2 separate regions of the Homo sapiens genome follow, and region 1 is linked to region 2. The links are chromatin loops, found by intact Hi-C in ENCODE. Cell type or tissue: endothelial cell of umbilical vein. All regions are shown on one strand. Region 1 overlaps NLGN1 (neuroligin 1). Region 2 overlaps NLGN1 (neuroligin 1).

Region 1 (4,000 bases), 190 kb after region 2:
AGACCGGGACAAGGCTTGAATGACTGGAGGTCAGTAAGTGGAGGAGAGAGGATTAGGAGATGAGTCAGGAGTGTTAGGAAGCAAAGGGCCAAGTGTAAAAGGTCATATAGAGTCTAGCTAAGCATTTTAAACTTTATCTTGAGAATAAGAACAGAAAATGAAATATTTTAATGGGGATACCCATAAAATGAGATAAATTTTTTTAACTTTTTTTTGCTTGTTTGTTTTTGTTTTGAGATAGGGTCTCACTAGGTTGCTCAGGCTGATCTTGAACTCCAAGGCTCAAGGGCTCCTCCCACCTTAGCCTGCCAAATAACTGGTATTACAGGTGCATGCCACCAAGCGCAGCCTAAGATTAATAGGTGGGTATAAACTGTTCATTCCTTTCTGCTGCCTAGGAACCAGGAAAACAAGCTGTCAATCCTGAGAGAGAAAATCCTTATAATTACCTTTATAATCTACTGTCCAGTACAATGCCTCACTTAGAGAGGGCATTCAGTGAACACTAAGGTAGTTTTGAGTAAGTCCAGTGTCCTGATTGCAAACCAGTTACACACTTGGATAAGTGATTGCAATGATGTAAGCCTCAGTTTCCCTATCTGTGAAGTGAATGTTTCTAACTTATGGTTATCTGAAATTCCTTTTGAACTAATAGTCCATGATTCAAATTATCCTTTGTCAAAATAAAGACAAAGAAATCAGACCGCTTCTTTCTGGAGTATCTGTTCCCTGGAACTAGGTAACTGGGCCACCAATAGCCATGGCATATTGCATCCAAACACCTAGCCTGATGCTTGGAGATTTCCCTAAACACCTGCAGTGTGATCTAGGGCAAGCCATATAATCTCATCTATAAAATGTTAGGTGTGGGGCTGATGATCATCAATTAAAATTCCTTTCAGTCTCAAACAATGTATACTACCTTCCTCCCTATTCTCATTACTGATACTACACGGGTGTTTGTAAGTTTGCTTGAACTTTTGTCTGTTTAAAATAAATAAATAACCAACTCTTTCTCGTAAAAAAAAGCTTTAGATGTACTTAGGTAAAAAATATAAGCTAATTAATTTATTTAATTAAATTAGTAAATTGCTTAATGCTGATGCAATTAGCATAAACTAGGATCTCCAAGGATCTACTACTTTAAAAAAATGATGTCTGGTAACATTTTGGGGGTGAGTTCATGGAGATAAGAAAGGAAAAGAATGTTCTTTCAGTGGATGGGGAAGGCTGTCATCTGCTCTCCGTTTCCCTTTTTTCTTCATTCAATCTGTAATGAGGACATTAGTCACAAGCAAGGCATCTCTGAGCACAGAAAATATGGCAAGAGCTGACATCAAGTCACTAAGTTCTATAGACACTTCACAATAGATGATGAAAACAACTGCCATTGTGCTTGTTTGCCACGGTCTGCTCCATACAGAAGGCTCATCAGTTCTGGTTAGGGATGAGCCATTAAGAATGTGCATCATGGATCCAACAGTACCTCTTAGTTTCAGTTAAGTGCAAGGAAAGATAGGCGGTCTATTAACAATGTTGGGAACAACTGAAGTTGACAGTGCGGACAAAGAGTGATCAGTGTGATTCTGCTGTTGGTATACACGGTAGCAGAATAAGATATATCAGATCCATCCCAGCAGAGCAACAAAGATGTCAAAAAAAAAATAAATAAATAACAGCTTTTTTAGTACCACTGCCAATCAGTGGCCTCCACAAGAAACCAAAGGTGAGATCATAGGGAAAGGGAGAAGGAAAGATAAGGATGTGATACATAGCAAAATTTAATGATTTACAAAATTTTTGGCAGGTTTTACTTCTCTGAACAATTAAAGGAAGCTTAGTGTTCACACAATCATGCTTTCTAACGGTGGTGGTAGTGAAGATATTGCCTATTTAACTCCTACTTATCTCTCGGATCTCAGCTACGTTGTTACCTTTTCACAGAAGTCTTTCCAGATCTTTGTGACAGGTTCAAATCCTTCTAAAATATGCTGTTCTCTGTCCCTCCTTTCTGCAGCACCTGCTCCAGTCAGAGTGTCTCACTATTTTCTTGATTGTTTCTTTATCATAGTTTTCCTCACTAGGAAATATGCTCCCAGTGAGCAGAGAGTGCATCTGCTTTTACTTATCATTGCCTCCTTAAATTAAGCATAGTGTCTGGGCATTCAATAAATGTTGTGTAAAGGAAGAGGAAGAAAAGGAAGGGAAGAAAAACACTTTTTGAACACCTATTGAGTAGCATCCATTGTTCTGATGTGTTATATATTTCTCATGACAACCCTTCAAGTTGAATCTTCTTATTCCCATTCTATTGAATTTCAGAGAATAAAATTAATGGTTTTAGGTTTCATAACTAAAGTGGATAAAGCACAGATATAAATGTTGATTAGTTTGGCCCCAATCCATGCAATTTTTACCTTCCCTTACTATATCATGTTATATCTTTATGTAACAGAAATTTGTCTGAATTTCTAACTAGTTATTTTGAATTTATAATGAGTTATTTGTCTGAATTTATAAAGTCATTTTAAATTTAAAAAGTTGTGATATGTAGTGTTCAGAAATTGGAGTATTGACAACTGCCTCCTCTGACATGTTTTACTGTATAAAACATTAAACTTAGAATAAATGAAATCCAAGTGTCTGTCTCTGAACATTGAACTCTGCAGGCAGTTAAAGCAATTATATGGACTGAAGTTAACCCTGAGGGAGAGATGGGGAACCCCATCCAGAGTTCCAGAGTCAGTTGAACAATCCCCACTCCCTCCCCAACGAACTGTCCAATGAAAGGCCAGTAGCTTGCTGCTACTGTTATTTCATCCCTGTAACCTCAGCAAGGATGAAACATTTTCCACTTAGACATAGAAAACAGAATGTTAGCAATACCATTTTCAAAGGCTGAAGAAAAAGAGGAAATTCTAAAAAGAAAATGTCCTGTTTTTCTTTTCTTCTCAAATTCTATGTGAAAGAGGCAAAAATGTGAGCAAATGCTGTGATATATTAGATAGTAGAAAGCACTAACAGTGACACTGAAGTAGTATGAATAATAAGTAGCAGCTGTTCAAAGAAGAAAATATAATATAATATAATAGAGTAAATGGTGTATTTGTCCCTTGAGCTGCTGGTGCTTAGTCACTACGAAATCATTCTCACAGAAAACATAATTTAGACTACACTCTAGGACAAGCTACTCAGAATTCCGTACATGTTACAACTTGTTAGATGCTTGCATGATTTTAAATATTAAAGCCATTATCAAACATTAATGATAAAAATAAATCAAATTTAGAACGTAGAACTTAACTGTTACCATCTATTGCTGAAGTGTGAGTTTATTATGAGTCTTTAAGGGTCAACAGTAGAAAACTTCCATCAAGAGAAAGGTCTCAATAGCTGTTCCATGCAAGTTTTGGTAGCCTCAGCATATTGAGGAAAGCGAATAATTGCCTACACTGGCCTTCTGTAGCAATGCAGTTGTTATTAAGACATAGGTCTAGCCAGGCAATCTCTATATTGAAGATTATGGGTGTATGTATTTAAATACAAGTACATGCAAATAATTTTATAGACATAATACAAACAACCCCCTCAAATCTGGAGGAATAACTTAGACAAAATAGCATGAAAGAAATGTATTTTCTGCTTTTCTTAGGGATAAACAATGGAAACACATCCCTAAAACATCAACTAATATGAAAAAACCAGGGCCACTTTCATGGAAAACAAATTACAACTTTTGCTCCCTTGCAAAAATGTCTAGCACAAATCGAAAGTAAAAAAGAAATGTAGACTGAACTCTCAGGGGAAATTTGTTGCATCAAAATGTCATATAAAAATGAAATACTTGTTTTCTTAAATGACCAAAAACATGTTATGAAGGAAAATATAAAGGCTTAGAATATAGCTATAATATATCTAGGCATAAGAAAGAAATTAAAGAAATCTCTTAATCTTTCTGACACTCAGCTTCTTCATCTATGACATGGGAATATACAAGCTA
Region 2 (4,000 bases):
AATATTAAAGGCTTTGAAAGAAAATGAGGAAAGATAAACTGGTGTTGATTGAGTTAAAGAGTTCCATTATTTCCTCAAATGAGAACTAGGTATATATTGTAGACCAGGAACCTACAAGATATAACTATTTGAGGCCGGGCATGGTAGCTCATGCCTGTAATCCCAGTGCTTTGGGAGGCCGAGGCAGGCAGATCACCTGAGGTCAGGGGTTCGAGACCAGCCTGACCAACATGGAGAAACCCTGCCTCTCCTAAAAATACAAAAATTAGCTGGGCGTGGTGGTGCATGCCTGTAATCCCAGCTATTCAGGAGGCTGAGGCAGGAGAATCGCTTGAACCCAGGAGGCGGAGGTTGCAGTGAGCAGAGATCGTGCCACTGCACTCCAGCCTCGGCAACAAGAGCGAGACTCCATCTCAAAAAAAAAAAAAAAAAAAAAAAAAGCTATAACTATTTGAGTGTAAAATTTAAAAAGAATAGTTTTAATTTCATTCAAGGTTTTAGTTTGTTTCTAGTCCAGTGCCTGAAACATAAGTTTTAGTATTTTTAGTGGATTATACACAATGTGATTTTTGTTTAAGACCGAGTGATCATTTTTGAATTAAAAGTGCATTAAATCAATTTTTAGAATCCTAAACTAATGTCATTCAACTTCTTTTGGATAACAAAAATGGACTCTTGATTAGATATTTTAGGCATCAGCGAGGCAAAACAAAAACAAAAACAAAACCCAGTAATATTCCAAAGGAGATAAAAGGCTTGTTTCATTATTATTTGGGCAGAAAAGCAAAACAAGCATTGAATTCTCTATTAAAAGAAATTTTGAAATGATTTTTTTCATTTTTAATATTATTATAGTGAGACAAGAAAAGTGGATATGAAAACCAAATGTTAAAAACATTTTCCTGCCAGCTGGAAACCCTTATGTCTGTTTTGACAATCCTATCACACATATACAGACTGTCACAAAGGGAAAATCTTTCAGTTTCCTCTCAGGAAGATCATTATGTGCCTTTTTTATTGATTGTTTCCTGTGGTATGTATAATCCTCCTTGTGGTTTTGTGCTGTCCAGGGAACCTGTTGTGTGTAAACAACCACAGGTGATTAGCGATCAATGAATGATTTTAACCCACGAGATAAATGCAATAGGACATGGAACTTCATGTAAAGAGCTGTTTAGTTTTCATTCCCTACAGATTTAACTTGATTCTTTTCAGTTGAAGGGATAAGAACATGGAAAATCAATGTTGATGGTTGAGTCCAGCACAGTTGAGCTCTACTCAGGAGAACTCCGTTAGATAAACATTTCTAGCTGAAATTTTAGGGCTATACATATATACACACATATTACATATTTCTGGAAGCATGCGAAAACTACGTACATTAATTGATTTTTGGAGTAAGTGTTACAGGCTAGCTAAAGAAAGAGATGTGTGCTTTATATCATGTAACCTTTTGCTATGGCTTGCATTTTTTCTCATGTGTTCAGTCATACTTTAAAATATTTTTTTCAATTTTTTAAAATAGGTTCCTCTGGTCATTGTGTTGACAAGCTCGGTTTGGAAAGCATTGATTTACTTATTTCACCCCAAATTATATCTCTGACTCAGTTAGCTGGTAGAATGTTGTGTGGGCTATAGATCACCATCCCTAAATCCTGCTCTTGCCACTAAGGACATCTGTCATAAATCACTGATGCTGGGAGCCACTGAGTTGATGCCTTTTCTCGGTACTTCATACTGTAGGAGCTGATCAGATAAGAAGCAGAGTAGAAAAGAGGGGGGCTAAGGGCCTCCTCTAATCTGGAGGGTGTTTGTTCTAGTCCTCTTGTCAAGCTATAGTATTAGAGAAGCCAAATTAATGATTAATTACTCATTTGATCCTATCTATTACAAGCTTGAGCAGTATGCTTAGAAGTTTTTCCTTTGCACCTCCTTGACATTTTGTATGTGATAGCAGTATATGTCAACACGGGCTAAGTCACACTGCAGTAGCAAAGAACTCCAAAATCTCAGTGGTTTAATACAACAAATATACATTTATTGGTCATTATGCATGTTCACTGCAGATCACTGAAAGGCCTCTGCTCATTCTAGTAACTCAGCCACCAAGACTATGTTTCCATGGCAAATAAATGCTTCAGTACTCAGCATCAACAGTAAAGGGAAAAATAAACATGCTGAGTCATGCTCTGGCTCTTACATTTTCTGCTATGGAGGGGCACTTGCTCACGTTTTATCCTCTAAAACAATTCGAATGGCCATACCTAACTTTGAGGCACTGGAAAGTATCATTCTACTCCGAGCCTGAAAAGAGGAGAACTGCAATTCTTGTGAATAGCATTAGTGACTACTCAACCACACTCAAAATATGATGCAATTTCTGTTTTCCATGCTAGAAAGTGAGCTCCTTGAAGAAAAGGACCCTCTTTTAATCATCTTTGTATTCCCAGTGTTTGACAATTAATAGGTGCTCCATAAGTATTTGATAACATAATGGCCTATTTATGTTTATTGTTATAAGTGTTATATGTACTTAATATAAACCCAGATGGATTGTTTTTAACATCAGAACAACTACATTATTGGGTCACATTTACAAATATTACATTTTAAATTTTGAAATGTTAATGGAGCATCTAGGGTTAACTTTGAAAATGTAAACACTAATGTATATCTTCATACATAATTGACCAGAGAAATTGCCTTGCATTTTTTGATGAAAGACATTTGCTTCTACTATCTTATTTTGCGTTAATCACATTTTTACAAAACCCCAACATTTTGCAGAGATATAATGCAAAGATGTTACAGATGACATAAATAAAATCACTTGTCAAGTGATTAGTAGCTATTAGTAATTTATCTCTAACCATCACTTACTAAGGGATATGGCATAGATAAGCTGCAGATTATATGTTTTCTCCTGCATACAAGTCCTGTCTAATGTTTTCCATTGCAATTAATTTTAAAAATTCACAAAGTTCAGATTTTTAATTCTCAGTAGTAATAAATAACTTGCAATATAAAGATTTGATCAAGTTACACCTATTCTTTGAAGTATCATCATTTCCTGGACTCAATGATAAATCTAATCTCCCAATTTGAGCCACTAGTGAAGTTCATAAAGTATATTAATTTGTTCTCTGAGCTATAATCTTTGTTCTATTTGTATATATCTCAACACCTCTCATTGATGGGTGAATTATTTCATAAGCTCAGTAATCTGAAATCCAGTTTATAATGAAGAAAAAAAAGTACCTATGCAGCTAATATCATCACAGAGTTCATTAGCTGAAGTTTATGTACGCATAATTAATAGCTCATATTCTTACTCAGAGCCAGTGAATCCTAATTTTGGTCACATTTCTAAACATCTTTTTGGTCTGGTTGCTCACTGAATGCTCTGGGACCTATAGTGTGGGATCAGAGGAAGCTGAGGGGGATGGAAGAAGGAAAGTTATTAGTTCCATAATTTGACATTTTAGTTAATTTAGAAAACTTTCATTGTGTTTCTGTGTATACATATATCCCTGTGTTCAAATGAGTTTTATATGCTTTTTACATGCTACTTTAGTTAAGGAAGAAGCCTGTTTTATTTTCTTGTATTTCTAAATAGTGAAAATAAAAATGTTAACCCAATACAGATACAATAAAACCACTGTCAATTCAAAATTCTCTAATTTTTAAATATACTTACTGCCTAACACATAATGATGAATGCTGAAGCAAAAGCACCAATTTTCAGGTGAAAAACTGATGCAAGGAAGTCTGCCGTTTCCGGCTATAATGTTGTAACAGTGTGTTACAACTAAATAAGACATATACCTTGAGGACCTAAAAAATGATAGAATCAATACAGTAATTAATGAATGCTTATGCAAGTTAGTTCATTCTAAAGGTCCTATCTTCAATCTTGTGGCACCCTTTCAGTTGAGAATTTTAATGTAAAAACTTGTGAAAATACTGCAGTAAACTGCAGTAATAACGTCCAAGGGTTGCC

Evidence for each region. Hi-C counts contacts between places; a loop is a spot of excess contacts. Peaks named below come from ENCODE experiments on the same cell type or tissue, not always from the same donor. Only the 100,000 strongest peaks of a DNase experiment are listed, where the experiment ranks them.
Region 1: a loop joins it to region 2, with 7 times the contacts of the local background. A loop is called at or near these places in 1 of 110 quality-filtered maps.

Annotation. Positions count from the first base shown.
Region 1 is chr3:173,742,496-173,746,495 of GRCh38, reverse strand. All of the region lies in intron 3 of NLGN1 (neuroligin 1), which reads right to left. Among named protein-coding and RNA genes, the nearest start is that of NLGN1-AS1, 180 kb to the left of the region's middle. In endothelial cell of umbilical vein, no CTCF peak of the experiment used is centred here; DNase peaks (open chromatin) are centred at 1,785 and 3,235; H3K27ac peaks cover 4,000 bases.
Region 2 is chr3:173,936,521-173,940,520 of GRCh38, reverse strand. The region is part of intron 4 of NLGN1 (neuroligin 1); the gene reads right to left. Among named protein-coding and RNA genes, the nearest start is that of NLGN1-AS1, 18 kb to the right of the region's middle. In endothelial cell of umbilical vein, no CTCF peak of the experiment used is centred here; DNase peaks (open chromatin) are centred at 1,170 and 2,150.